2 separate regions of the Homo sapiens genome follow, and region 1 is linked to region 2. A link is a loop called in an ENCODE intact Hi-C map of the cell type or tissue named here. Cell type or tissue: endothelial cell of umbilical vein. All regions are shown on one strand. Region 1 has its middle 63 kb from the start of LINC02998. Region 2 overlaps CDC20B (cell division cycle 20B).

Evidence for each region. Hi-C counts contacts between places; a loop is a spot of excess contacts. Peaks named below come from ENCODE experiments on the same cell type or tissue, not always from the same donor. Only the 100,000 strongest peaks of a DNase experiment are listed, where the experiment ranks them.
Region 1: it touches region 2 in a loop (15-fold over the local background); 1 of 110 quality-filtered maps calls a loop at or near these places.

The regions. Positions count from the first base shown.
Region 1 is chr5:54,805,372-54,809,371 of GRCh38, reverse strand. No RefSeq gene overlaps it. Among named protein-coding and RNA genes, the nearest start is that of LINC02998, 63 kb to the right of the region's middle. In endothelial cell of umbilical vein, no CTCF peak of the experiment used is centred here; a DNase peak (open chromatin) is centred at 1,771; H3K27ac peaks cover 1,501 bases.
Region 2 is chr5:55,152,954-55,156,953 of GRCh38, reverse strand. All of the region lies in intron 2 of CDC20B (cell division cycle 20B), which reads left to right. Among named protein-coding and RNA genes, the nearest start is that of GPX8, 5.2 kb to the left of the region's middle. In endothelial cell of umbilical vein, no CTCF peak of the experiment used is centred here; a DNase peak (open chromatin) is centred at 1,833; H3K27ac peaks cover 2,714 bases.

The DNA.
Region 1 (4,000 bases), 350 kb after region 2:
TCCTGATAAGATGTTATCAATGACAATGCGTGGCCGAAACTTCATTAGCAATTTTAATATTGCCCTGGTCCTGTGGTCCTGTGATCTTGCCCTGCCTCCATTTACCTTGTGATATCTTATTACCTTGTGAAGCGTGTGATCTCTGTGACCCACACCCTATTTGTACACTCCCTCCCCTTTTGAAAATCACTAATAAAAACTTGCTGGTTTTATGGCTCGGGGGCATCATGGAACCTGCTGACATGTGATGTCTCCTCTGGATACCCAGCTTTAAAATTTCTCTCTTTTGTACTGTGTCCCTTTATTTCTCAGACTGGCCGACACTTAGGGAAAATAGAAAAGAACCTATGTGAAATATTTGGGATGAATTTCGCCCGATACTATCGAGCTTGCTAATATGACTGACAGTGATCCCAAATTTGAAGTGACAGAGCCCCCTGTACATAGAAGGCTGGGATGAAGAGGGGTTCTACAGCACAGTGATAGAAGAGGCTACTGTATTCACTCAGAGGGGCATTGACCAAGGGTGGCTGGTATTCCACCCACAGGCGTGGGGATGCTGAATGACTTCTTCACTTTCTTGCTCAGGCCAGATCATGTACAGCCAGTGATATGTTATCTCCCCTTCACCATAGTGCCGCCTGACCCCTCACTTTTCCAAACATTTACACCAGGTGTTCCTTTATTTGTCACTGGAGACAACCTTGTAACCCCAGTTCTCTCTCAGGAAAAGCCTATGATTTCCTCAAGACTTGTGGCACAGACAGAAACTTTAGGGAAACTGACCCAGACCAGATGGCAGAAAGCAGATCCCTGGGGACAGCACAGTGGTGAAGAGCCCAGTGTGGATGGCAGAGTTTCTGCCATCAAGGTCATTTGGCCACCAGCCACCACTAATAGTCAGCTTTTGGGCACCCACACAGCCCAGAGAGAGCAGTTACCCTCTGATGGTCATCATACCCTTGGCTGCCGTGGTCTTCGTGCTGAAAGTGGCTGCAGTGGCCATGTGTGTCTGGTTGTTGAGCCAGAAGGTAGAAAAGGCAAAACCCCTTATCAAGCCCCAGACCAATCCGGAACACACAACCCCAAGTCATAGGCCACAAAGGAGCATAAAGTTCCCACTGTCACAGTGACACCCCTTCTGCAAAGCTCCAGCAGCCCCCCAGTCTGTCTTTTCAGGGCCCTGCAGTGTGAACAAATGTCTTCTCCAGTGGCCGAGCCAGTGGACAAATGTGCTGCTTGGGAGACATGGATGAACCTGGTCAAACTCTGCCGACAAACCAACCCAACACTGAAGCACAACCAGTACCGGGTGTAGATTGAGGGCTCGCATTTCTTACTGACCACCTACCATGTGTCAGGCACTGGGATAGGCATTGGGATATAAAGCAAATAAATGCTGGTTGGATCAACTGAGAAAAGTCAGGCCCTGCTAGTGATTCAATGTTCAATCCTAGCTCCATGGTTAGATGTTGCGGGGTGGTTGATTGTGACTTGTACAACACTCATGGGCTTTCTGCAATGGGCTCTGTGTGTCATCTTCTGGACCTGACTTTCTCAGTATACATCAGTTGGTCAATATTTAAACCCTTTACTAAGGTAGTACAGAACATGTTAGCCCCACTGAGAATGCTAGTATTAACCTGGGGCATAGAGTTAAAGGAGGAAAGCTTTGAATATTTTACACTGAGAATTCCCTCTGAGTGAGTCAGCAGGAAGTACAAGAACTATTTCAGCATGTAGAAGAGGTAATTTATCACATCAATGAGTATGTTTACGTAATGTTTTTCTGTAATGTCTTTTCCTCATTGGAGTCTCTAGGTTTGATTTCCTAGTGCAGGAAATGCCTCAGTGCTCTAGGTAGTGTTGGGACAGTCTGGCCCCTTTTGAAATTATCTACTGAATACATTGTGTTTCATCAGGAGGCTTTGTCTATTTTGATTTATAAAATCAAGCCTAGAAGAAACTATCATCAGAGTGAACAGGCAACCTACAACATGGGAGAAAATTTTCGCAACCTACTCATCTGACAAAGGGCTAATATCCAGAATCTACAATGAACTCAAACAAATTTACAAGAAAAAAACAAACAACCCCATCAAAAAGTGGGCGAAGGATATGAACAGACACTTCTCAAAAGAAGACATTTATGCAGCCAAAAAACACATGACAAAATGCTCATCATCACTGGCCATCAGAGAAATGCAAATCAAAACCACTATGAGATATCATCTCACACCAGTTAGAATGGCAATCATTAAAAAGTCAGGAAACAACAGGTGCTGGAGAGGATGTGGAGAAATAGGAACACTTTTACACTGTTGGTGGGACTGTAAACTAGTTCAACCATTGTGGAAGTCAGTGTGGCGATTCCTCAGGGATCTAGAACTAGAAATACCATTTGACCCAGCCATCCCATTACTGGGTATATACCCAAATGACTATAAATCATGCTGCTATAAAGACACATGCACACGTATGTTTATTGCGGCATTATTCACAATAGCAAAGACTTGGAACCAACCCAAATGTCCAACAATGATAGACTGGATGAAGAAAATGTGGCACATATACACCATGGAATACTGTGCAGCCATAAAAAATGATGAGTTCATGTCGTTTGTAGGGACATGGATGAAATTGGAAATCATCATTCTCAGTAAACTATCGCAAGAACAAAAAACCAAACACCGCATATTCTCACTCATAGGTGGGAATTGAACAATGAGATCACATGGACACAGGAAGGGGAATATCACACTCTGGGGACTGTGGTGGGGAGGGGGGAGGGGGGAGGGATAGCATTGGGAGATATACCTAATGCTAGATGATGAGTTAGTGGGTGCAGCGCACCAGCATGGCACATGTATACATATGTAACTAACCTGCACAATGTGCACATGTACCCTAAAACTTAAAGTATAATTAAAAAAAAAAAATCAAGCCTAGAATAGAAATATTATTTGAAGCCCTACGGGACAGAAAAGTTTGTTGAATGTTTTTACGATGCCTCAATTTGGCTTAACTTTACAATGAATTAAAATAATGGTCCAGGCCCAGTGGCTCATGCCTGTAATCTCAGCACTTTGGGAGGCCAAGGCGGGCAGATCGCTTGAGCCCAGGAGTTTGAGACCAGCCTGGACAACATAGTGAAACTCTATCTCTACAAAATAAGCAAGCAAACAAACAAACAAAAAAATTAACCAGGCATGGCGGCATGTGCCTATAGTCCCCAGCTGCTCTGGAGGCTGAGGTGGGTGGATCGCCTGAGCCTGGGAAGTTTGGGCTGAAGTGAGCTGTGATATACGAGATTCTGTCTCACAAAGAAAATAAATAAATAATGTAATAATGACAAATTTGTATTTGCATTGTCTAATTGAGCCTACTATTGGCCAAGTGAAGCTTCAGTTTCTGTAATTTTAAAATGAAGATATTAGTACTTGTATTAGGAATGCTTTGGGCTGCAAACCTGCAAGACATCCTCTATTAGTGGTTCAGGTTGGAGACTGGCAAGCTTTTTCTGTAAAGAGTCACATAGTAAATATTTTAGGCTTTGTAGGACATATATATATTCTGTCATACATTCTTCTTGCTTTGTTTCTTTTTAACAACCTTTTTTTAAAAAAAAGTAATTCTTAGTTATTGGACTTGGCCCACATACCATAGTTTGCCAATCATTGATGTAGGTAATAGATGTGTTGAATTATCTCAAGTAATGAACATGCTGGGGGTGGGCATTCTAAGACCGGTTCAGTAGTTCAAGAATGGCACCAAGGACTGAGCTCTTCTGTTCCTGCTGCTCTACCTTCCTTAAGCTGTTAACATTTCATTCTTTTATTTAATTCCTTGCAATTGTAAGATGTTTGCTAAAGCTCCAAGCAATACAACTACATTCGAAGGCAGGAATCATAGTGGAGGAGAGAGAGATAGAGGATGGCAAAATGGTTTTTTAAAAGAGTTTTTTAAATTTTTTTTTATTTTTAGTAGAGATGATATTTCA
Region 2 (4,000 bases):
GAAACGGAAGGATTACAAGGCAGTAAATAACTGAGTGCTAAATAAATGACTTATTTTTTTATTTATTATTATTATTTTTTGAGACAGAATCTCACTCTGTCGGCTAGACTGGAGTGCAGTGGTGCAACCTCGGCTCACTGCAACCTCCATCTCTTGGGTTTGAGTGATTCTCCGGCCTCAGCCTCCCGAGTAGCTGGGACTACAGGCACGCGCCAAAATGCCCGGCTAATTTTTGTATTTTTAGTAGTGATGGGGTTTCACCATATTAGTCAGGCTGGTCATGAACTCCTGATCTCGTGAGCTGCCCGCCTCGGCCTCACAAAGTGCTGGGATTACAGGCATGAGCCACCATGCCTGGCCAGTGACTTATGTTTTTAGAGAGCTTTATACTGCACACAATCTTCTTTAGTAGACACATTACCTTCTTCACAGTAATTCTTTGAAATAGGGAGCAGTTAACTCAGCCAAGATCACAGAATTAGTGAATGGAACAATGAAGAATAGAGTTTTGAACTTTCGACTTCATAACCAAAATTATTTCAACTTCATGAAACTGTTTCTGTGTAATAGGTGAATAAATTTATTTAGAAGAAAACATTGTAGGTGAGATGGCTGTAGTACTCTGGTGGAGGGGTCATATGGTTTGGCTGTGTCCCCACCCAAATCTCACCTTGAATTGTAATAATCCCCACATATGAAGGGTGGGGCCAGATGGAGATAACTAAATCATGGGGGTAGTTACCCCTATACTGTTCTTGTGGTAGTGAATAAGTCTCACGAGATCTGATGGTTTTATAAATGGGAGTTCTTCAGCACAAGCTTTTGCCTGCTGCCATGTAAGACATGCCTTTGCTCCTCATTCACCTTCTGCCATGATTGTGAGGACTCCCTAGCCATGTGGAACTGTGAGTCCATTAAATCTCTTTCCTTTATAAATTACCCAGCCTCAGGTATGTCTTTATTAGCAGCATGAGAACAGACTAATACAAGGGGTTTCATTCGTGAGGAGGCATTTTGTTTTATAAGAAATCACTGTATAAGCGCCCAGAAAGGGGAAGGCATGGAGAACACCACCAAAAGGCTTTTCTGTGTGTACTGAAGTTATCTGGAAGGGGCCACGGGAGGTCTGCAGAGCAGCAGGTCCAGATGATAGGCGAAGAGTCTTAGTGAAGGTAGCCTTGGCCAGCATGATGGAAGGAAGGGGGTGGGTGCTAAAGATGCTCTGTAGACCCTGCGGGCAGCTGCTGGCGATAGAGATAAAGGATGATGTTTACCTGAAAATGACCTTGACAGTGTGTGGGTCATATTGCCTACTAGGATGGGAGGGCGTTGAAAGTTCAAACATGAGACGATGAACATTTTGGTCTTCATGACTAATTTGAAATAGTATTGAGACCCTACATTTGAAACATCTTGTGGACAGAATGCTGCTGCATTGGGCTGGTGGTGGGTGGGAGCGGCACACACTCAGAGGTTAAGGAACGGGGTTGGGGTATGCTTCAGAGCTACCTGGGCTGTCTTTGCTACTTTTATCTTTCTCTTGAGGTTCTAGCAAGACTAGCATCGCCAGCAGGTCTTTTCTGGGATGTCTAGGTTTTTCCAACCCACTGGATATTTGTGTGTCAAATTATTTGTCAGTAGACATATTTGTTTCTATTTTCTCAGTTGTTTCATTCTGCTACTTCCTGACCTTATTTTTAACCCCTCTGGGTCCTTTTCTAATTATTTTTGGCACTGGTGCTCTGAATTCCTCCTGGTTTAATGTCACTATGATGTGAACTCTACAGGTAAACAAGCTGAACTGATGTGCTTGGAGTACCGAGTCATTCATCCCTTTTCCCTTCTTTGTCTTACTTTTCTTATCTTCCTCTTCCTTTCTATTAATAAATACTTGAGTCATTCAAAACTATGCGACAGGCATTTCCTTGGCAGGAGATAGATCCTGGAACAGAAGTTTAAAAATACTGAAGATGAAATAGCACAATCTGCAGCAGTGTTTCCTTCACTGCAGTCATTGAAGGAGTACCACCTCTGTGATTTTGCCATATCTGTATATCGTTTATTTGCTTAACATTTTAATACTCATACTAACAAATGAGTATTTAAATACAATTTATTTTTCTAAAATTAATTTTTCTAAGGAAAACTTTACATCAAACCTGAAAAATTATAAAATGACATTAAATACATAATTATTAGTGTTCATCTATACCACTATGAACCATATGTCCCTAGTGCAGGGACTGAGAGAATTTTACTTTATATTCAAACTGTGCTCTCTTTCAAAGTTCTCTGAATTGAATCTACCCCTTCATGGGTCCTGGTTGTATCACAGGGAGCAATATAAAGTAAGTTTTTCTTTTATTCATAAATTGCATCCCTTTAAATATTTGAAGACAGTTCCTTTTGGGTTTTCCTCTTTTTTCTTTTTTCTTGGGAGACACGGTCTCACTCTGTCACCCAGGCTGCAGTGCAGTGGCATGATCATGGCTCACTGCAGCGTCGACCTCCCAGGATCAAGCAATCCTCCCACCTTAGCCTCCCAAGTAGCTGGGCCACAGGTGCGTGCCACCATGCCCAGCTAGTTTTTTGATTTTTATTTTAGAGATGGGGTCTCACTTGCCCAGCCTGGTCTGGAACTCCTGGCCTCAAGTGATTCCCCCTCTGCACTGGCCCCCCAAAATGCTTAGAGTACAGGTGTAAGCCACTGCGCCAGACCCTTTTGAATCTTCTTTCTCCTAGACTAAGCACCCCAGGTTTCCACCCTTGGATGTGCTGGGGTGTTGTCCCATTACGGTGTTTACCTTGACCCCTGTCACTGTGGTCTCTTTCCTCCAAATGAACTCAGGGTTCGAATCCTGACTTGTCCATCTCCCTTCTTGAAGAACAGTTCTGGGACTGGACGTGGTTCTCCAGATGTGTTCTGAGCGGTGCAGAGACACAGAGTTTAGATTGCTCCTGTTCTGGACACTATTTTTCTGTTAATGGGACCTAAAATCGTACTGATTTTTTACAATAATTTCACCATACTGTTTGCTCATATTGTAGTGGGGTCTGCCTAACACTGCCAATCTTTTTCACTGCATGTTGATTCTCTTCCATCTTATGCCTGTGCAATGAAGAAAAAAAATCTAAATAAGAATATTGTTCATGCAACTTTATTGAATTAAATTTTGCTGCTTTGGCCCTTGTCCCAGACTTTATTCTGAATTCTATTCTGTCCTTTAGTATTTTAACTATATTTTCAGCTTAGAGTAATCAACAATTTTGATAAATAAATCTCCATTCAAGCTGCTGATAACAAGTTGAATAGCAGAAGGCCAGAGACTAAACCTTCAGTCCACCCCGGGGGGATTTATTCAGGCTAACGTGGATCTGCTGACTTGTGCCATCTAGGACACTGGCAGCAAATTTATTACTAGTTACTTGCTTCTCCTATTGGAGAACCATGAAAAATAATACATATATCTATCAGGGGGCATGTATTTTTCTTATTTGTCATGTTTTGCTCATAGATCACTAACAAGTATTGGTTCTGAAAGTGCTGTCATTACTCTGGGTTTTATTTATTTGGCCCTACAGACTTGAACTTGTTTTAAAAGCCCAGATACACTTTTGTTGTTTCATTTATCTCATTCTCTAATTTCTGCAGAAATGTTTATTTTACTCTGTACAATTTGAAAATTGTTCTTTTTTTTTTTTTTTTTTTTTTTATGAGACAAGGTCTGGCTATATCGCCCAGGTTGGAGAGCAGTAGCACGATCTTGGCTCACTGCAACCTCTGCCTTCTGGGCTCAAGCCATCCTCCCACCTCAGTCTCCTGAGCAGCTGGGACTATAGGCACACACCACCGTGCCCAGCTAATTTTTGTATTTTTTGTTCAGATGGGGTTTCGCCACATTGTCGAGGCTGGTCTTGAACTCCTGAGCTCAAGCCATCCACCTGCCTTGGCCTCCCCAAGTGCTGGGATTATAAGCGTGAGCCACCGTGCCTGCCCTGA